Regions from separate parts of the Homo sapiens genome. Here regions 1, 2 and 3 are each linked to region 4. A link is a loop called in an ENCODE intact Hi-C map of the cell type or tissue named here. Cell type or tissue: endothelial cell of umbilical vein. All regions are shown on one strand. Links, peaks and the distances in the headings refer to the core of each region. The heading gives the core; the rest is flanking DNA.

What was found. Peaks named below come from ENCODE experiments on the same cell type or tissue, not always from the same donor. Only the 100,000 strongest peaks of a DNase experiment are listed, where the experiment ranks them.
Region 1: it touches region 4 in a loop (5-fold over the local background); 2 of 110 quality-filtered maps call a loop at or near these places.
Region 2: a loop joins it to region 4, with 11 times the contacts of the local background. A loop is called at or near these places in 25 of 110 quality-filtered maps.
Region 3: a loop joins it to region 4, with 14 times the contacts of the local background. A loop is called at or near these places in 93 of 110 quality-filtered maps.

Annotation. Positions count from the first base shown.
Region 1 is chr2:186,691,640-186,697,317 of GRCh38, forward strand. FAM171B (family with sequence similarity 171 member B) reads left to right here and starts at 2,421. Exons shown (of 8, transcript NM_177454.4): 1 at 2,421-2,772. The coding sequence starts at 2,535. RefSeq lists a silencer at 2,225-2,584. In endothelial cell of umbilical vein, for the core only: no CTCF peak of the experiment used is centred there; DNase peaks (open chromatin) are centred at 2,412, 2,782, 2,952, 3,692 and 1 weaker place; H3K4me3 peaks cover 1,659 bases; H3K27ac peaks cover 488 bases.
Region 2 is chr2:186,900,232-186,905,909 of GRCh38, forward strand. No RefSeq gene overlaps it. Among named protein-coding and RNA genes, the nearest start is that of ZSWIM2, 54 kb to the left of the region's middle. In endothelial cell of umbilical vein, for the core only: no CTCF peak of the experiment used is centred there; a DNase peak (open chromatin) is centred at 3,240.
Region 3 is chr2:186,859,827-186,865,504 of GRCh38, forward strand. No RefSeq gene overlaps it. Among named protein-coding and RNA genes, the nearest start is that of ZSWIM2, 13 kb to the left of the region's middle. In endothelial cell of umbilical vein, for the core only: a CTCF peak has its summit at 3,221 (motif pointing right); DNase peaks (open chromatin) are centred at 3,325 and 3,575; H3K27ac peaks cover 801 bases.
Region 4 is chr2:187,450,691-187,456,368 of GRCh38, forward strand. All of the region lies in intron 2 of CALCRL-AS1 (CALCRL and TFPI antisense RNA 1), which reads left to right. Among named protein-coding and RNA genes, the nearest start is that of CALCRL, 5.3 kb to the left of the region's middle. In endothelial cell of umbilical vein, for the core only: a CTCF peak has its summit at 2,569 (motif pointing left); a DNase peak (open chromatin) is centred at 2,531.

The sequences.
Region 1 (5,678 bases), core at 518-5,517, 760 kb before region 4:
GTGAGGGGCCTCACTTTAGTATCTATTTTCCCCAAAATTATGTGGTCCACATACCTTATTTTTGTTTTAAAATCACTAAAAAAGCAATACAAACTCATAGCAGAAGTCTCAAACGGTGCAGAAAGGTAAAGTCACACACTGTAAATGTAGCCTCTGGCAAGACATGGAGCCTCTCTGATCTCCAGTGTTTCCATTTGCTAAATAGGATAATGAGAGCTAATTTGTAGAGATGCTCTGAAGATATAATGAGATAATAGATGCAAAATACCTACTGTTATTTTATTTATGGTTATTGTGTCAGTCCATTTGCATTGCAGTAAACTTCGGGTGACATAAAGAAAAGCGGTTTACTTTAGGTCAGTTCTGCTGGCTGTACAACGCAAGTGTGGTGCTGGCATCTGCTCTGGTGAGACCTTAGAAAGCTTACAATCATGGTGGATGGTGAAAGGGAGACAGCGTGTCACATGACAGGAGAGGGAGCAAGCGAGAGAGAGAAGGGAGTTGCCACACTTTTAAACAACCAGATCTCTTGTGAGCTCAGAGCAAGAATTCAGTCATTACCATGAAGAGGGCACCAAGCCATTCATGAGGGATTCTCCTCTATGAACCAAAGACCTTCCACTAGGCCCCACCTCCAACATTGGAGGTCACATTTCAATATGAGATTTGGAAAGGACAAAACATCTAAACCATTAGTTATATATACACTATTTTCATTTGCTTAACCAAAAAATACTTTTCCAGTACTGAGAAGTTTGTTGTTTTCCAGCATATTGAAAACACTGGGAGGGACAAGGTAAGAATGATAAGGGTGGAAAAGGACAATGAACTACAATGGTAAATGGGGTGATGTCACAGCAGGTGACATTTATATTGCACTATGAGATGTCCCACAGTTACTCCAAATACAAAGAGACCACAACTGAACAAGGCAGGGCTCATTACTCTAGGCCAGTTAATGTTGATAAGGTCATAAGCAGCCACCTAAGATCTCAATTTGTCAATTTAGGTGTCACACTAGGCATATCTCCTCCTCTTCCAATTAACCGTATCTGTTTATTGTAGTCTTATATACTGTGTCTCCTACTCTTTTCTTCTCCTTTTCAGTTTCAATGACCTTTGGCATCTCCTATGGGTTTTGGCAAACACCTCTAAACTGGCATCTTCTCTTCCAATTTATCCCCCTTTAATCCATCTGCCATACTGAGAGCAAAGTGATCCTCCTAAAATGCACAACTGGTAGCAAGTTTCTTCCCTGATTAATTTCTTTCATTATCATCTACTGTGTGAATTTCAATTTCTGTATACAGCATCTAAGTTTATTACAGAAGTTAACAAATGTGAAGTACTTGAGCACACAGTAAGTACTATAGAAATGCTTGTTATTATTATTTTTTTAATGACCTGGTCTCCACTCTCCTTTTCAATCTAAAACACTGTCATTCCTCCATTAGAATAATTGCTCACACTTTTGCAAGCCCACTGTGCTTACACACATCTGGGCTTCACACACACACACACACACACACACACACACACACACACACTCTTCCACGTTCCTGATTTCTCCTGTGTGGAAGTCTTACTCTTTTTTATATTCTACCTCTCCTGGTGTTTCATAGCCCCTACATACACAAGATATTTTCTTCCAATTCTGAGACCTCTGGACTTGTATTGCTTTTCTGTTTGTAGCCACCACATTGGGTTCTAATTTGTTCCTGTGTTCCTCTCCCCTAATAGATGTTGAGCTCCTGGAATGCAGGGATTGTATTTTACTTATTCCAAGCACCTGAAGAAATGCTGGCACATGGTAAGCAACTAGTATTTAGTAAGATTTTTTTGAACAAATGAAAAGGATAGGCTAGAATTAGATAAAATGTAATTAAGAATATTTAATGATATGGAAAGAAATTCCCACTAGGGCAGAGAAAAGAAGTTTAGTCAAAATCTGGCGCGCTGCAGTTTAACTTCTAGCTAAGCAATGATGGCGGTGATGCAGCAAAGCCTATTTGTTTGAGATCCTGGCTTTTTGATCCGTTGGTGCCACCCACGCTATGTGCTGGATGGGGGTAATCAATATACCACCTTCTCTGCTACTTTGGGCTCAGGTGGAAGGAATTTTATTCCACTCTCTGCAAATCTTCCCGGTGCCTCAGTGGGAAGTGGACGCTGTGAGGGTCTACCAGCTCCCAGAAGGCCTCCCCTTTCTGTTTCCCCTAGGGCCCTCCACCCGGGCTGCAGCCCCAGCATCGCGTCCTCTCGGAGCAGCCTGGCCCCAGGTGGCTGCGGGGCGCGGGACCGCGGGCCCCGGCTCGCCCCTCCCCGCGCGTCACATGCGCGAGGATGCGAACTCCCCTTCCCTCCTCCTCCGCCCCCTCCGCCTCCCGGGCCTCTTCCTCCTGCCGGTGAGGGAGTGCTTGGCAGATTGCGCGAGGGGGAGCGAGCGAGCGGGCGCTGCCAGGAGCCCGCAGCCCTGGCGCCCGCCGCCGCCCGGAGCCCCGCAATATGCCGCCGCGGCCCTCTGGCTCTAGGCCATGGCGAGGCTCTGCCGGCGTGTCCCCTGCACCCTGCTTCTCGGCCTGGCCGTGGTGCTGCTGAAAGCGCGGCTGGTCCCCGCGGCCGCCAGAGCGGAACTCAGCCGCTCCGACCTCAGCCTCATCCAACAGCAGCAGCAGCAGCAGCAACAACAACAACAACAGCAAAAGCAGCTGGAGGAGGCTGAGGAGGAGAGGACAGAGGTGCCTGGGGCAACCTCCACCTTGACGGTTCCAGGTAGGTCCTGGCTGCCCAGCCCGGTCTTTCAGTCTCGGCCGGCGATCTCTTAGGGCCTCGCCGGCTTCCTCGCCCCTTCCCTATCCATTCCTATCCTCGTTCGTTCCTGTCACCATCCCTCCCGATCTCTCTCCCCAGACTGGCTGCCCAGCCTTTGGTCCCTTGATCTGGTGTCGGGAATCTGCCCTCCGGGTAATGAGCTTTCTGAGCAGCTCAGAGCACTGCGGTGGGTTGGAGAGGGGTCGGGAAGGCTGGGGGTGGGTGACTGCCTGGATTGATCTTTTTCTTTTCCCTCCCTTCTTCCTGAATTCTACCCTCTGCCCTGGGAATGACTGTAACACACACACACACACACACACACACACACACACACACACACACACCGTTCTTAAATCCCTTAAACATTTTGTTCTCTATCCTTTTCTCTCCTAGAGACTGAGAAATCTTGCCATGGACACCCACACACCCCTTTTCACCATTTCTCCATGCCTGCTATATTTAAATTTAGCCATGAAGAGAGAAATCTTTATATATTTTATTATTTATTTCTCTTTCTCTTTACCCCAGGAAGGGTTTAAGGGTTCATCTTATTGCAAAGAACTCTTTTAGTACAATAAGATGAAGCAAAACAAAACAGGAGTTTGTAATTGAAGGAAAGGGAAAAGGAGAGGGGGACACATAAGGTGAAGTCTGGAGTGGTGTTAGAACAGCAAAAGCCTATCCCTAGAGAGAGAAATCTCCTTACTTGTTAGTAGAACTTAAATGAGGCAGATTCTTGACACTGTTCAGTGAAGGTGTAGAAATACGGCTGTAGTATAGGTGGCTGTAACAGTTCCGCAGTTCCTCCCTCTTTCCCCCCATTAAAGCTCCATCGGTAAGCAAATAGCTAGATTATCCATGTATATTGCATCTCCCTACCCCGCAACCCACTTCGCTTCATGGCTGTAGATTCTTGTCTGCTATTTGGAAAGAAAAAAAGCCTCCAATTTTCTGGCACGAGGGCTTAGGTTTTGTGAAACCAAAGTGAATTTTATTATGACGTTTGTTTTTGTTTTAAAATCCTGCCTGGTAACACTATATGAGTGCTGAAAATGAGATTTGAAAGAGTGGAATCAGCATCACATTTTGTATTGCTTGCTCATCGTCAAAAAGCAGTACACAGGCATGCCAGCTGCGATTCATGACACAGCCAGGATGATTTAATTTATCAGAGTGCTCTGAGCATAGGATGAAATCACCAAAGTGTGCAGGAAAGCATGTGTTTCTGACACCCTCTTAAACCAATTAATAACACTCAAGTGTGGCTAAAAGTCTTGAAAGGTATACAGTGTATGGTGGTTTTCCTACCCAGCTTTTAATAACTGAAAGTGATAATATGGTTTGGGTGAGGCTGCTGTTAGACATACTGTTCGCTAAAGTTAAGGAAATTGGATATATCAGATTGATTGGCCTCATTAATAGAGATATTTCATAAATTCACTATGAAGCCGAAGTCTGGGAGAGTGTTGGTGGGTTTTATGGTTTGCAGTATATTTTTATTTCAATGGACCTTTCAGGAATATTAAATGAATTTTGACTACTGTAATATATATATATATGTTGTGATTAGGGTTATGAACTACTGCAATAATATGAAACCTGAATCCAGCATGCAAATTAAAATGTTTGCTTTCTGATATTTGTGAGGGAATATTCTGAAAAAGCTGATTGTCTGGGAAATTAGCAGTTTTTGTTTTATTTACCTATTAGATTGAGATAAAGGAACCACACTCTTCGATAGATCAAACTAGAACCTGAGAAGTAACCTATGATGATTCTTCTTCCTCAAAAACTCTAATTACCCAAGCCAGTGGCAAACAAGGGAGTAATTCAATTGATTGCTGTTTTAGTTATTGGAATATTGAGTCTTATAATGCAACACAGCTTATAGACAAATGAAGTTAAAATATTCCTTTGAATGCATTGTGATCTCTCCATTGAACTGGTCTTCCTGTTTCAACCTTTGTTTCCCTACTGTCTGTTCTCCTCACACAGCTAGCGATCTTTAAAAAAAAAAAAAACATTAAATAGGATCATTTCTGCCCACACTCCTCCAATGGCTTCCCGTCTCTCTCATACTAGATGCCCAGATCGTGAAAATGGCCTACCAAGGTCTAGATCCTTTGTATCCTCCTTTTCCTCCCGTCTCCTTTAGCCCTTACCCTAACTCTCTCCACTGTAGCCACACTAGCTCTATTTTCTTTAGCTTGCAAGTGGACCCAAGTGTTTGGCCTTTGCACTTGCCATTTTCTCTGCCTGGAATTCTGGAACTTCACATTTTTCAGGTTTGCTCAAGTGTCTCAGTAACTGACAGACCTTTTCCTGACCAGGTGTTTAAAATAGTAATCTGCACATCCTTTTTGCTCTTACCCAGATTCATTCTCCTCCATGGTACTCATTATTCTCAGCTGTTCTAATAAGCCTGTTTTTCCCTTGATAGAACATAAGCTCTGTGAAAACATGGACTTTGTTTTGTTCACTGCTATATTTCTAGTATCTCGAAGAGCACCTGGTTGGTACCCATAGACATTCAACCATTTGTTGAATGGATGGACGGATGGATGGATGGATGGATGGATGGATGGATGGATGAATGAATGAATGAATTCACTTTCTCAGCATTTGTTCGTCTTCATTGGATAAATTCTCCATTGGAGTTTAGCAGGGGATTTATAAAGATAAACGTTATGTAGGAAAGTTTGTAAGTAGAAGTTATAAAGTATGTAAATTTTGGATCTTTAATTTTAGTTAATTTCAGTGTTTATCTTATGCTGACTACAGAAAACTGATTGATACCTATACTTGGGCCTACTTATTGGGTTTTGTGAAGAATTTGGGGTTTTTTTTGAGACAGGGTTGAGTGCAGT
Region 2 (5,678 bases), core at 236-5,235, 550 kb before region 4:
TTTTGCAGTGGCTGGTACCAGTTGTTCCTTTCCATGTTTAGTGCTTCCTTCAGGAGCTCTTGTAAGGCAGGCCTGGTGGTGACAAAATCTCTCAGCATTTGCTTACCTGTAAAGGATTTTATTTCTCCTTCACTTATGAAGCTTAGTTTGGCTGGATATGAAGTTCTGGGTTGAAAATTCTTTCTTCAAGAATGTAGAATATTGGCCCCCACTCTCTTCTGGCTTGTACGGTTTCGGCCAAGAGATCTGCTGTTAGTCTGATGGGCTTCCCTTTGTGGGTAACTCAACCTTTTTCTGTGGCTGCCCTTAACAATTTTTCCTTCATTTCAACCTTGGTGAATCTGACAATTATGTATCTTGGGGTTGCTCTTCGCGAGGAGTATCTTTGTGGTGTTCTCTGTATTTCTGGAATTTGAATGTTGGCCTCCTTGCTAGGTTTGGGAAGTTCTCCTGGATAATATCCTGCAGAGTGTTTTCCAACTTGGTTCCATTCTCCCCATCACTTTCAGGTACACCAATCAAATGTAGGTTTGCTCTTTTCACATCATCCCATATTTCTTGGAGACTTTGTTTGTTTCTTTATACTCTTTTTTCTCTAACCTTGTCTTCTCGCTTTATTTCATTAATTTGATCTTCAATCACTGATACCCTTTCTTCCAGTTGATCGAATTGGCTATTGCAGCTTGTGCATGCTTCACGAAGTTCTCATGCCATGGTTTTCAGCTCCATCAGGTCATTTAAGGTCTTCTCTACACTGTTTATTCTAGTTAGCCATTCATCTAATCTTTTTTCAAGGTTTTTAGCTTCCTTGTGATGAGTTCGAACATCCTCCTTTAGCTTGGAGAAGTTTGTTATTACCAACCTTCTGAAGCCTACTTCTGTCAACTCGTCAAAGCCATTCTCCATCCAGCTTTGTTCCATTGCTGGCGAGGAGCTGCGATCCTTTGGAGAAGAGGTACTCCGATTTTTAGAATTTTCAGCTTTTCTGCTCTGGTTTCTCCCCATCTTTGTGGGTTTATATACCTTTGGTCTTTGATGTTGGTGACCTACAGATGGGGTTTTGGTGTAGATGAACTTTTTGTTGATGTTGATGCTATTCCTTTCTGTTTGTTAGTTTTCCTTCTAACAGTCAGGTCCCTCAGCTGCAGTCTGTTGGAGTTTGCTGGAGTTCCACTCCAGACCCTGTTTTGGTGGGTATCACCATAGGAGGCTGCAGAACAGCAAGTATTGCTGCCTGATCCTTCCTTTGGAAGCTTTGTCCCAGGGAGGCAGCCACCTATATGAGGTGTCTGTCAGCCCTTACTGGGAGGTGTCTCCCAGTTAGGCTACATGGGGGGTCAGGGACCCACTTGAGGAGGCAGTCTGTCCGTTCTCAGAGCTCAAATGCCATGCTGGAAGAACCACTGCTCTCTTCAGAGCTGTCCAACAGAGACATTTAAGTCTGCAGAAGTTGTCTGCTGCCTTTTGTTCAGCTATCCCCTGCCCACAGAGATGGAGTCTAGAGGCAGTAGGCCTTGTTGAGCTGTAGTGGGCTCCGCCCAGTTCAAGCTTCCTGGCTGCTTTGTTTACCTACTCAAGCCTTAGCAATGGAGGATGCCCCTCAGCAATGGCAGACGACCCTCAGCAATGGCAGACACTGCTGTCTTGCAGATCGATCTCAAACTGCTGTGTTAGCAGTGAACAAGGCTCTGTGGGCATGGGACCCGCCGAACCAGGCACAGGAGAGAATCACCTTGTCTGCCATTTGCTAAGTCCTTGGGAAAAGCACAGTATTTGGGCGGGAGTGCCTCGTTTTTCCAGGTAGTCTGTCACAGCTTCCCTTAGCTAGGAAAGGGAAATCCCCCAATCCCTTGCACTTCCTGGGCGTGCGACACACCTCCCACCCCCTGCTTCAGCTTGCCCTCCGTGGGCTGCACCCACTGTCCAACTGGTCCCAATGAGATGAATCAGTTACCTCAGTTGGAAATGCAGAAACCACCCATCTTCTGTGACGATCGTGCTGAGAGCTGCAGACCGGAGCTGTTCCTATTCAGCCATCTTGGAAATCCCTCACCACTTAGTTTTTAATCTGTAAAGCGAAGACAATTAAGCTTGCATCACAGGGCTGTCATGTAGGTTAAATGAGACAATGTATATAAAGTTCCAAATAAAGTACCTGCTAAAGTAGATGGTCAATAGTTTTGTTCCTTTTACAGTGGCACCTAAAATGCTATCATTATTTTGGATTAAAGTATATCTCCAAGAACTCCCTGTTAAATGCAATTATCGAACATGACAAGCAAACATTTGTGTTTGTGCACGTGGTGTGTTTATTTATTCTTCTCTATGGTAATACAATTCTGACAGCTGGTCACAAAAAGAGTGGATAGAGTGTGTTATGGCCTTTTAAGAGGCATGAGAGATGGTGTGATAAGACATTGACTAGGGTGAGGTTTAAGCCTATACCTCAGTGCTAGGACTCTATAGAAAACATTGGATCCTTGGAAAAGAGGGAGATAAAGCCTCAACGCTGAGGCAGACAGCAGGGCTGTTGGACAGGGAAGAGTGCATCTAAGATAGGTTTCAACCTCCTTATATTTTAATTCAGACAAACTGGTTTATCTCATTTGGCTTTTGAGAACCCAAAAGGAGACATTTATGTTGAGGTTACTAAACTGTGCATCCTGGAGCATTTCTGTGAATCTGGGCCTTTCAGTGTTTTCAGGTTAACAATTCTTTACTTCTGTCACCTCTCTTTGTTCATATTAAAGTACAAATACCCTGTGGAAACTATTCAGTAAAAATGCGGCCCTTTGAAACAAGTGATTTCTAGTTAAAATCATCTGAATAATTTTGCTGCTTAGTTTTTATCTTGCACTCTATTTTTGTGCATCAAGAAATTTAGACATTTAAAGATATGCATGTTGAATTAAAATAAAAAAGAAACACAAAATAGTAAATTTTTGATACTGTCACTAAGTTATGATGAATTTCTCTTTCAATACTTAAAATTCTCTTAAGAAGTGTGAAGTGTTTTCTATTAGCTGAATTGCATTTACATTTATAATCTAGCCAGGTTTGGGGAATTTCATTAAAAACCTTGTTAAAATTCTTACGCAGCATTTACATTTCACTTAGCTATCACAAGAGGGAGTAAGAGCTCTGCTTAATTTTATATATTTTCAAACTTTTCCCAAGATAAGTTGTATAAAAAGAACCCCCTTGAGTGCTGATGATGAAATTATTTACCTTTTCCCTAATTCATCTAAGAATTCCTTTATTAACACTTAATTTGGAACTGACATGACAGTGTAGTCAAGCAAATAAAAGTTAAATTCATGAAAATATTAGAATCTTTGCATTTAATACACGATCATTTTGCAAAACATCTGAGTGTATTTTTTATACAGGTTGGCTAATCTGCCTGAGTTAGCTATCATGTTTTTAGCATTTAGGTTATTGCAACAAAGCTTTTTATTGACAATGATGCAACATAATAATGAAATATGTTTCAAAGGTGAAAAATAAGCTTTTAGGAGAAAAACTTGAAATTCCTTTTCTAGGATTTCTGTAACTTATGAAAGTTCACTGTTTTCCCTTCTAATTTTATTGTTTTCCTGAAAAAGCTGTGTGCTAAAGTGCACACAATCACTTTATATACTTTGACATTCCACACATCATTAGATGGTTTTGAGAAAAAGTGTAAAATATCTCCTATGGAAAGTACAACATTGCTGATCTTTGTAAAGTTTCTTAAGAAATGAAAATTTGTGAAATCCCTTTTTCATCACATCAGTATGTTTTTCTTATATTCTTTAACAGAATAGGTATAATTTCCCCAGAAGATTGCTTCTTCCAGCTTAAAAATAAAGGGCTAAGACTTGAGAATCTGTTGCTATTTAAGAAAAGAGGTTCCCAAACTTAATATTGAATGGGTAATGCATATGTTTTGCTTTATGAATAAAAGACAGACATTATGATGAACTGATGCTACAACATGTTTTTAATTTAATTTATTTATTTTGATAGCTTTATGGGCATGAATGGTTTTTGGTTATATGGATAAATTTTGTAGTGGTGAAGTCTGGGCTTTTAGTGTACCCGTCCCCTGGATAGTGTACATCGTACCCATCCCCTGGGTAGTGTACATCGTACCCCTCCCCTGGATAGTGTACATCGTACCCATCCCCTGGATAGTGTACATTGTACCCATCCATTCCTGAGGTACTTCACTTAGGATAAAGGCCTTCAGTTCCATCCAAGTTGCTGCAAAATACATTATTTCATTCCTTATGGCTGAGTAGTATTCCATGGCATGTATACACCATATTTTCTTTATCCACTTATTGATTGATGGGCACTTTGGTTGATTTCATCTTGCAATTGTACAACACATTTTTTTAAGCTTGAATGTAGCTGTGGATTGTTTTCCTTATCTAAAATTCCCACAAAGATGTGGGAGCAAGATATTGTACAGCAACATGTGTAGAGCAAGATATTTATTAAAATAAATTATATAGCTTAATATATAAATCCTTTCTCACTTCTCATGAAATATATAGATATTAAATGACCTAAAAATTTTGTTTTTTGGAATATCTATGGAAACTATTCAATAAAAATGTGGGTCTTGGCTACAAGTCATTTCTAGTTAAATTTATCTGAAGAATTTTGCTGACTACTTACCATTTTTAAACTTTGATTTTACAGTAGGAACTCTGACCTGCAAAAGAAACACTTGTTACTGTTTTTAATGCCTTAGCTATTAACACATCAGCTAACTCCATTCAAACTTCTGGGAATCCTGAAAAAATGGCAGAGCTTCCCCACCCCACCCACTGCTCCCAAAGTTTCCCACAGTTATTTTTTTCCCTCATGTGGTTTAAGCTTATTAAAGTATGATTATGATGGGTCATTTGTAATAAAAATTCAAAAGAAGTGATTCTAAACACATAGCCTCAGAGCAGTTAGATCACAGTTATTTTACAGGGAGAAATACAAGTTATACTTTTATTTTAAATAGCACAATTCTAAAATCCCATATTAGTTAGTGAGTTGCTAAACTACTAGAATTAGCCTCAGGAAAAATTTCTTTTCATGTAAAATAATACAAATATAAAATATAATACCTATGAAAGGAAGTTCTAGCACTTGGTCTTGTTGGGTCTATCACTTTTATTATTGAACTTGTATTAGTGATAGAAAATTAAAGAACACATTAATTTACTTAATGTAAGGCAAGAAAATTTTACAACAAAAGCATATGTATGAATTCAATTTAAAGTTCAATAATGAATACCATTCTTTAATTATTGAAAAGATATCTGTCGTACACCTGCCATTTACTTAATCATTTCAATCTAGCTTGTTTAAAAATGAATTTAAAGTGATTTACATAAATGTAAAAGATCGGAGAAGAGAAAATAATTGATATTAATAGAAGGGATGAAACAAATCAAAATATGAAAGAAAATATAAGCGTGAAACAAGTAAATGCCCTCTCATCCTACTTTTTATTGTTTCTTTTTCTTCTAACAGTCAGTGGGACAGAATAGAACACAGTCAAAAATTTTATTGGTCATACATTAAAAACAATCTAATTTCTCTAGAAAATCCCAACTATGGTATTGAGAGCAGAGAAAGTATTTTTCCTTTTGGTTTTTACAGAGACAACACTGCATAAATGAATGAATAACTCT
Region 3 (5,678 bases), core at 413-5,412, 590 kb before region 4:
AGATGAGTCCCAAACCCTTGCCAATAGGTAACACAGAAGACAGAACAGGGATTGAAAGAAACATATTGAAGTCCAGGTTAGACATGTTAAGACTGTGGTGCCTGTGATTTTTTGTTATTGTTGTTTTTTGGTTTTTTTTTTTTGAGACAGGGTCTTGCTCTGTCACCAGGCTGGAGTGCAGTGGCATGATCTCGGCTCACTGCAACCTCCATCTCCCAGGTTCAAGTGATTCACCTGCCTCAGCTTCCCGCATAGCTGGGACTACAGGCGCACACCACCACGATCAGCTAATATTTTTTGTATTTTAGTAGAGACAGGGCTTCACCATGTTGGCCAGGATGGTCTCAATCTCCTGACCTCGTGATCAGTCCTCCTTGGCCTCCCAAAGTGCTGGGATTACAGGCATGAGCTACTGTGCTAGGCCAACTGTGAGATTTTTAATGGAGATGCATATTAAAAAGTTGGATATGTAAGTGTGGACTCACTTTCATGTGCTACTCTTTTTTTTTTTTTTCCAGGAAAGAAGGCTTAGTTGATATAAAAATCTTACATTCAATTATTTATGATTAAGGATTTTGACAATTGAAGGTTTAACTGGTAAATTGACATAGACTGCATCAAACTAATATAACATCATGCTATTAATGAGGTTTCATTCCTTTAAAATAACCTCGTTTTGGAGGCACAAATTTTGAAGAATTAGTCATGAATTTATGATGTCTCCAAGGTAATTTAGGTGTGGAAGTGCACAGCTAGACTCTCTAAATATCATCTTTGGTTCTATTGCATTGGAACACTTATAAACCAATATCTTTAGTGTATTTTGGCTTTCCTCTCAGTGACCCAAGTGGCAAAAAGATCTATTAGCTAAATAAGCACACAAGGTTGCTTCTTGGTAAATTAAACATATGAATCTAAATAATGTATTTTCCAAAACCCCACTGAAGCTATAGTAAAGGAATATTATGAAAGACATGAACCCACAAGTCAAAAGGAATCAGAGTGGAGACAACAGCAACATAATTTTGGAAAATGAAATGATGGATAAGTGGTAGGCATTATAGCAAACTTATGAAAACTCTATACTAAACTTGTGTTGCAAAAGGTAAGAACCAGTTCAATTTACTTTGAAGAATTTTAAAAGAGCCAAGGATTTATGTGATTAGCTACCTTTGGCAGTTGGAGGGTCCAGTGGGATGTATTTTATAAAAAGGAAAACTAATTGAAAGCTGCTTAGGAAGGAGTTACATTCCTGGTTCTCCTTTCTCAGTCTGAAAATTTAGGTAATTGCCTCCATCCAAGTAAATCAGCAGAGATTTGTTCTCTGGAGGAGGTCAAACAAAAGGGCATTGAGGGATACCAAGCATAATTAGTGATATCTTACCAAAAAAGTGGTATTAAGTTAACATGCATACTGGAGGCTGAATCCCACCCCCTCCTTACTCTACCCTATAACTAGATTACTGGTTATCAGAAATTTGCCTTCCAAGAAGAAAATAGTAAGAGTCTTCTCTAGAGAATCTGATGAAAATGTAAATATTAATTAGAGGGGCTCCCTGATGGCATGGTCCAGCCAGATTACCTGCAGTGATGTTTACAGTCAGAAAGCCCCTCCTGCCCACTCAGTGTTTCAAACTGGGGTTTTTCATCACCGACTCTAAAATATGAGCTGACAATCAAGGCTTATAAATCTAAGGGTGACCTTTAACATAAAAGATGCAGATCAAATAGCTAAAAGTAAAAAACTATGAGGTCGAAACGGAGATTCTGCAGAGAGAAAATCATAAAAATTTGCATAATATTTTTAGAGAGATGTCTATAGAAACAAAGGAACAGAATGCTATAATAAAGACATATTAAGATAATAAAAATGAGATTTTAGTAATTTAAATTATTACAAAGAAAAGATAATTGTAAGAGCTGAGAAAGTTCCCTCCCAAATAATCAAACAATAACAAAAAAAGACAACAAAAACTAATTCACCATCACCATCACCGTCAACAACAAAAAACAGAATAAGAATTCAAGTGAGGAAATATTGGAAGAGAGCACAACAGTTTCACTACCCAATTAACAGAAATTCCGGAAAGAGACCAGATAAAAGAAATGGGAAGAAAATTTCAAAAATAATTTTACAACATTTCCTGGAACTGATTCGAGGGCTCCTCAAGTATAACACATTTGCTGAGTACGGATGTATAGGTTGGGCATGGAACCACTCCAAGGAAGCACTGTGTATGCATAAGCGAAGTCATGCAGTTCACACCTACAGGTGGTGGCTCTGCGTCCTACCAAGACCGATGGACATGAAATTTCATAATTCTGGGGAATGACAGAAGATCCTACACTCTGTGGGGGGTGTGTGTGTGTGTGTGTGTGTGTGTGTGTGTGTGTGTATGAGAGAGAGAGAGAGAAAGGAAGATAGGGAGAGAGGGAGAGAATGAGAGAGATGAAAGAAGTGGGAGGGAGAGAGAGAGGAGGGAAGGAGAGGGAGGGAGAGAGGAAGGAAAGGGGAGAAAGAGAGAGAAACTAAAGGATCTAGAATCAGAATTGATTTTTACTTCTCATCAACAGCAGTGAAACCATGAGACAAAGAGTAATGCCTTCAAAATTCTAAGGAAAAGTAATTTCTAACTTAGAGTTCTATACCTAGCCAAGTACTATACTTACAACCTAGGTGACAAAATTATCTGTATACCAAACCCTTATGACATGCAGTTTACCTATATAACAAACATGTATATGTACCCTTGAAACTGAAAAAAAGCAAAAGCATAATAAAACAAATCTTACATGTTTGAAAATGTTTCTTATCTGCATAATGGTAAGTTTGGGGAAGGGGAAATGGGATGTAGAGAAGAGAGGACCATTTTTGTCTCAACAAACACTGATTATTTTAGCTACATTTAAAAAACCAAATTTGATTAAAACAAAAATGAAGAAAAAGCTACTGATTACTTTTAAAAACCAAATTTTTATGGAATTTGGTGAGGTATTATTTGAAAACCAACAGCATCTGCTTTCAATCATTTCAAGCAATTTTTCACTAAATTGGCACCAAGGCCATCTTGCCTTTTGGCATGTTTATGATATGTATATCATGTGAGTCTGTGTGTATGTGTGTATTATTTATTCTACAGCTTAAGGGTGAAAAGCTTAAAAATGGATTTCTTGGAAGCATTGGGATCCTATTTTTATTCCACTAGGTGTCAGCATAGTACCGTGAACCTGAATGCTATTGGGTTAGCAATCATTAAATCATTGCTTGTTCATAAACATGTTTTTATTTATCTTTCCAAAAATGATGATGTGAAATTTAGATTTAATAATGTAATCATCTTCTGCATTGTAATCATTATTCTCTACTCAAATGTTCCTTTTCCCCCTACCTATTCAGATTAGTATGAGCTGCTTAAATTAGTTAACCTTTGGTGCTAATATACATCAGGGAATAGAAAAAGAAAACAACTACTGACAGAAATGACAGCAATGAATGTGTTTCCTGCATCTGAACTTTGGATTTTCAGTCAGTGTTTTTTTTTTTTTTTAGTAGGTTAAGAGAGACATTTGGCTGACTGGGAAGATCAAAAGTATAACATTTCCACCATCTGTTATCTAGTTTATAAATATGCTTTAAAGGATATGAGCAATAATTGACTAGTTTAGTGCCATGGCAACTGATAAGTGTTCTTGTTAAGAGGACGTGTTGGGTAATTATTGTTAGATATTTTTAACTTATTTATTCCCCCTCTGACTAATCACTGTAGCATCATTGGCTTTGGCTTTGTATTGACTTGACCTTGACTCATCTCAACATCAGCCATACATATACCTATATGTGTATATGTGGATGTATATATATACACACACATATATAAACTCACATAGACACACATATAAATGTCAACAAATACAAGGAGCATGTCTATCTTTATTTTCTGTTTATTATAATTAGAAAAGTGGCTGAAACGTAATAGGTATGCGATAAATATTTGTTAGACGAATTATTTAAAGACAATTTGATAATATATATGTGTAAGAGATTTAATTATTAAGACTTGGTCACTTATGGATGCAGATAATTAGGAAATGAGAAAGTCCCTTGGGGTTTCTAATTTAGAAGTCTTGGTGGTGGCATTCATAACTACGTGGGACTCCAGGAAGAGTTGTAAGTTCAGCAGGATAGATAATGAGTTCAGATTCTGCCATTTTGAGGCAGTGGAGTGGACAGCAAACTGAAGCTGTCTGATAGGCATTGGCTATAAAGCTCATACATTTTGTAAAAATATTTGAGCGGGAGATACAGTAATTATCATGATGTAGAATGGGTCAGAGAGTAGATAAGTTTACCCAGGCAGGGTTTGTTCAATGAGGAGAGAAAAAGGCCAAGGGCAGAAACCTTGCAGAATAACATTTTAGGAATAGTGTACAATGAAAGGGAATCCTGAAAAAGAAGCTGGAAAGGAAAGAATAAAGTGTTAAGCATAAAAAGTAGTGAATTTTGGACGGGCGCAGTGACTCATACCTGTAATCCCAGCACTTTGGGAGGCTGAGGCAGGCAGATCATGAGGTCAAGAGATGGAGACCATCCTGGCCAACATGGTGAAACCCCGTCTCTACTAAAAATACAAAAATTAGCTGAGTGTGGTGGCACGTCCTGTAGTTCCAGCTACTTGGGAGGCTGAGGCAGGAGAATCACTGGAACCCAGGATGCGGAGGTTACAGTGAGCCGAGCCGAGATCACACCACTGCACTCCAGCCTGGTGACACAGCGAGACTCCGTCTCAAAAACAAAAAACAAAAAACAAGAAACAAAACCCAAACAACAACAACAAAGTAGTGAATTTCAAGAGAAATAGAATGGTCACCAGGGTCAAATGCTGCAAAGTAGTCCAGCCATATAAGCAATAAAAGGCACATATTTATGAATTAGGAAATTGTTGGTGACTCTGCTATGGAGTTATGAGAAGAGATTACCATTTACAGTATGACTGAGGATGACATAGGACATGAAAGAGTAATATAGTGAATACGGACTGTAGACTCTACTTCGATGGAATATGACTATTCAAAGAAAGGGAATAAAGAACTTGGCAGCTCAAGGTTTGCTAACGCCAGCTGCCCCAAGGTTGAGATTTTATGGAATAGTTAATCAGCAGTCTTCAAACTGAGATATGTACAGTTCTTGAGGTCCATGAAGACTTTACCAAGTACATAGGGTTGAAATAATTTAGAGATTAATGTCTATATCCTCCATTCCACATACACTCTTTGCTAATATTAATTGGCCTTAGAGCTTTAGTTAAAATATCATACTTGTTTTCTTTTCCTACTTTCCTTTTGCAACTACACTTCTCTTGCTTTATCAAACAAAATCACATATTATCTAATCTGATGTTGATCATCCCAGGGTATAAAATCATGGAGACATCAAACAAAAGAAAAATTTGTATTGATGATGAGAAAGTGAATTTCCTCAATGATTCAGAAACAAAATTTTTTGAACGTCAGGGAGTTTCTAATTTTTTGCTTTCAAAACAATTGAAGGAACTGATAAATCATTAAAATATAATTTTTGATAATACATCCCTATGTGACTTTTGGCATATAACATGAAAGGATTTCAATAGTGGATTTATGTTGCTAATACCAAAACATCCATTTCCACCTGTCCTATC
Region 4 (5,678 bases), core at 176-5,175:
CAAGGACTTCCAGGAAGGCATTCAGGGTATTCTAAGTTATGTAGGAGCAAGTGATAAGATAGATCATAAAAACTTCTCTAATACCTACTGAAACATGAAGGCAAATGTTTGGAAAACTGTAGCAGAGCTAAATGAAAACATTTCAATAATCAATGAAGCAATTTTGAGCCAACGTGGCATTATATGGATTTATATATTATAATCTTTCTTCAGAAGACATTAAAGCCACTTGCAATAATTTAATTAGTAGTGACCAAATTTGTATTTTGAGCTAGGTAATGTGCTAACTGTGTTTTAGTGAGATAAGTAAAAATAGAATGTTCCCTGCTATCTAGTCCTTTAATGAACAGATTGACTAGCACATGAGAAGTCAAGGGCCAAATTCTGTGAAATTAGCAACTGATGCTGCTAACATAGAATCTAGAGGTAATGATGCAGAGCACTGCAATAAGGTTTTCTGTAGAAGTGAGGAGTGGTGTATAAGTGTAGAAATATATACATGTAATGATGGACAGTCACACATTTTCATTTTAGCATCCTACATGCAGGATTTGTGCTTTTATTTGTGCTCACACATAAGGCTCACAAGCGACCTTTTCTTCCAATAGGGGATACTAGTTACTATGTCAAATGCAAGTTGACTCAAAATTAGGAGTAGGCTAACTCCAAGTTTCTGGGCTACTGTTTATATTGAATATGTTAGTTAAACCAGACCAAAATGTGGTTTGACAAATTTAATTTTCTACTGACCAAACTGACCACTTATTTTGAATTTGTATGGATACTGCCTTGGAGCATAATTCTTGCCACAAGAACAAACAAAATAAAGCAGAACACTTTTACAGGAAATATATTAAGGACAGACTTTCCCTAGTGAGAGTGCAAGAACAAGTCAAAAGAAAGACTTTTAAAATAATTATTCTGAAGTTTTAAAAGTTATTATTTTATGTTAATAATTCTTCTGTGTTCTTAATTGTCTGAAAGCAATTACTTATACTTGGTGATAATTTATGCAGTCAGCAATATTATATATAACTTGCCTTATGATAAATGCACCAATAATTTGAGGAGAAACACATAAACTTTACATCAGAAGCTTATATGTTTAAAAGCTTTACATTAAAAAACTACTTCTAGCAAGGAAATAAGTTGACCCAACCTTTTATTATTTTACCTAGCAATTGCTGTTAGCACTTTTCAAGTTGCTTTTCAAAACAAAAATAAATTGCATTTAGTAAAAGAATCTGGGTACAATGTCTGGGACATGAGAGTGAATATGCTATTATCTATTACTAAAACCAAAGGGCCGTTTTTCACTTTAATTGGGCACATAGCTATCATTTTAAAGAAGATTACAATATTATTTTAAAAATAGTTACTATGAATAAGAATTTGGAAGGTGCAGAAAACTATGTTTGAAATGAACAGTATATATATCAGGTCAGATATACAGAAATGTATACCAGGTTAATATACAGATAAATAAAACTATTTTATAGCCTATATGTAGAGTTTCTTTCAGTATTTAATAATGTATTTTCTCAAGAAAGCCAAGTAACATAAAAAATAATTGGCCAAACATTTGCCTATTTTAAAAATTCTTATATCCTGATGGATTTAGATCTTCCTGCGAACTTAGTATTTTCTTACAGATATTCATGAGTGTTGGAGGGGTGGCTATTGCTAGAATAAAGTGCTAGTACTGGCTAGTGAGCTATGTCATGGACTAATTCAAATGGATTTTTAAATCCAACAAAATTATAAATGCTTACTTTAAATGGGAGTACACAATGAACTTTCTGAGGGGAAATACCTTCAATAGAGTGATCATATGTCCTAGTTTTCTGGGGCAGTCCCAATTCATAATTTCAGGCTCAAAAATGCTCTGGTTTGAAGAAAAAAATATTATTCAGTATATGGTGAACTTAGCCATACTTATCAATAGAGCAATGACAAGTAGCACATAAATACTAAGAGTGTGTGAGTAATTTATTTGGGAAACCCAAATCTTCTTTCCAGAAGAGTTTAAAATAGTTCTTACTATTTCTAGGATGGTTTTAGTTAGCATCAAAAAAGATGCCCTTTTTAATTCTGGATATGCATTTAATGTGGATTTATTCTGAAATGCCTCTTATTTGCTAAATATCAATCTTGATTGTGAAAATAAAAGGTTTATTTATATTTGTATTTAGGCATTTCGACTTAAGTAGTATTTGATTAAATGACCAATCCCTATATTTTACATAAATAATTTAATCATTAAGTTCTAAAGATGCCAAATAGTATTCATGTCTTTCCAGTTATAACGAACTATTTTCTTCAGCTATCATCATATTTATATAACTTGTAAAAACATTAGCAACTTATATTTTTATTTTCTTTAAAAGCTTATTCATATTTAATGTTAGTCAATAACATACAGTGAGACTTTAAACATTAATGACTATGGAACTGTATGTAATGCATATATTGAAATGTATGATGGATTTGCCTAGGAACCCTTAACACCTTTGAGAAAGTGTCACATCTTTCTTTTTACAGTTTTGAGGAATCTATAGTGTCATCCTGCCATCTAGTGTTAGACATTCTCAAATTACAAAAAGTTGTTCTCTGACCAGAATAAAAATGAAATTCTATTGCTTTTTCTCTAATGAAAAAAATCTCAACAACTAGGGAATATTTCTAAGAAAACAGTCTATGTACTTGATAAATATAGTTACAAGGGGCAGGTACTTAATGTAGACTATACAAATTAAAGCCCATATAGTCAATGGAGAATATGTATTTCATCGAATTTTAAGTGCAAAGGAAAACAATGATGTAATAAATGTTAAATCACAATGTAATTTTAAAATTACAAATTAAGATGGCATACCTTCTTTTGTCTTTCTATGTATTTATCACTCCATCTGTATTCATGATTCAAAGCTAGAGATGGCTAGACCAAAGAAGACTAACTCCTACATATCTGATCAGGAATACAAATCAAATCATTGAAAACTAACAACAGAGTGATAAATGTCTCTCATGTCTGATAAACAAGGCTCTCACTATGTTAAAGCATGGAAAGCATCTGTTCCACCACTATCTGTTGGAAACAAAATCAATCATTAATTCACTATGATCCTGCTCTGGCTTAATGACTCCCACCCTGCTAACATTGCCATAGCCAGTAACTACTTGCATTTGCCACCTGAGGGCATGGGAACTGGCCCACCTAGTATGATGTAGCTCCTCCTAACACCAGTGTATACTATTTTGAAGCCTAAGGATTGTCTCACTACTGCTACTGCCATTGCCCATGCCACACATGATTCCCAGGGGACTAAAAGCCCACCCACCTGCCTTGCCCAATATTATCTCTGCCACTACCTGAGGAGAGTTGCTTGAAAGCCCCCAAATTAGCCTGTTTGCACCTGCTAACATTGATGTCCATGTGGGCTAACCAGAGACCCAAGGACAGGAACACTTGGCCCACCACTGCATCCACTGGGTCCTGAGGACTGGCCCAAGCAGAGTCCCTGTTCCCAGCAAAATCTCACCACAGCCTGCAACAACAACTGCAGCCTAAGCCACTGAGGAAATCACAAACACCACTGATGTTATTTGTAGCTGCAGATATTACACAGAGACTACATTCTCAAAATCAAAGCTAAAGTGTCCTACCCAACAAATACCATAGATATGTCTTCAGGAAAAAGTCTTCCCCTATGAAAGCCAGTTCAATGGACAAAAATAGAGAACCCAGAAATATATTTACATATCAAACTACCATCTAGTTTTCAACGAAGGCACCATTCAATAAATAGTACCAGTATCCAGAAAACTGGATTACCATATGCAGAAGAATAAAACTAGACCCCTATCTCGTATCATATATAAAAGTCAACTCAAAGTGGATTAGAGACCAAAATATAAGTCTCAAAACTGTAAAACTACTAGAAAAAAATAGGAGACACATTGATCTAGTTAAAGATTTTATGTATAAGAAGGCAGAGGCAATAAAACAAAAATAAACAAATGATACTATACTAAATTAAAAACTTCTGTATAGCAAAGGCAACAATCAACAGAATAAAGAAATAACCTGTTGAATGGGGGAAAATATTTGCTACCTTTTCATCTGACAAGGGACTAATAACAGCAAAAACTAATAACTCAATTAACAAGTAGGCAAAGAACATGAATAGACATTTTTCAATAGATGACATACAAATAGTCAACAGATATATTTTTAAAATGCTTATTATCACTGATCATCAGGGGAATGAAAATCAAAACCACAATGGGATGTCATCTTACTCCAGTTAGAATGGTTACTATTAAAAAGACAAAACACAATAGATGTCGGTGAGGATGTGGAGAAAAAAAAAAAGCTTATGTATTGTCAGTGGGAATGTAAATTAGCATAGCCATGATAAAAAACAGTATGGAGATTTATTTAAAAACTTAAAAACAGAACTACCATATGATCCAGCAATCCCACAGTATTCACAGGAAAGGAAATCAGTTTATCAAAGAGATATCTGCACCCTATGTTTATTGCAGCACTATTCATAATAGCCAAGATATTTAATCATCGTAAGTGTCCATCAGTGGATGACTAGATAAAGAAAATTTGGTTTACCTACACAATGGAATACTACTTGGCCATAAAAAGAATGAAATCTTGTCACTTGTAGCAACATGAATAGAACCGGAAATCATTATGTTAAGTAAAATAAGCCAGGCACAAAAAGTCAAATATTGCCTGTTCTCTCTCATATGTGAAAGGTTAAAAATTTGATCTCCTGGTGATAGAGACTAGAATAATAGTTACTAGAGTCTGGGAAGGGTGGGTGGGGGATAAAAAAAAAAGATTGGGTAGTGGTTACAAACATACACTTAAATACAAGGAATAGGTTCCAGTGTTCAAGGGCAAAGTAGAGTGACTAGAGTTAACAACAATGTATCATATATTTTTAAATGGCTAGAAGGGAGGACTTGAAATGTTCCCAATATAGGAAAATGGTAAGTACTCAGGTGGTAGATACTTTAAATACCCTGACTTGATTGTTACACATTCTGTGCACCTAACAAAAGACCATATGTACCCCATAAAATGTGTGACTATTATATAACAATTTTTTAAATATGTGGAAGAGGCATCAAAACAGAGTCTGCTACAAAGGCTGTTGCAGGTAGGCAACACTTGCTCAAGTGCTATACTTGGATTGCTCCTAGAGCTTGGAGACCAGTGAGCAAGAAGAGAGACACATATGTGTACATGAGGACACAGAATGTAGGGCCATGTTGACTGGGGTAAGGAATTTGTATTTTACTCCATGTGCAAGGGGTCATATAATCCAAAGTATGTTTTAGGAACATGCTGGTGGGTCTGGATGAGGTTTGGGTCAGGAGAAAAGTACAAAAACTTTCTCTAGAAATTTTTTATGACTTTCTACAAAGTATTAGTTGAAGTTAATATCCTTAGTTTTAATCACAGTCCCTTATATGTGATACTCTTAAAATTCATTTCTCATGGCATTTTTAGATTCAGAAAATAAAAATGCTACAATTAAAAGGCTCTCTTTTTTGGATTAATTGTAAGGAAGGATAAAACTAAATTTGATTTTGGATTATGTCAACTATTCTACAGTCATATGTCACTTAATAATCGGGACATATTTTGAGAAATG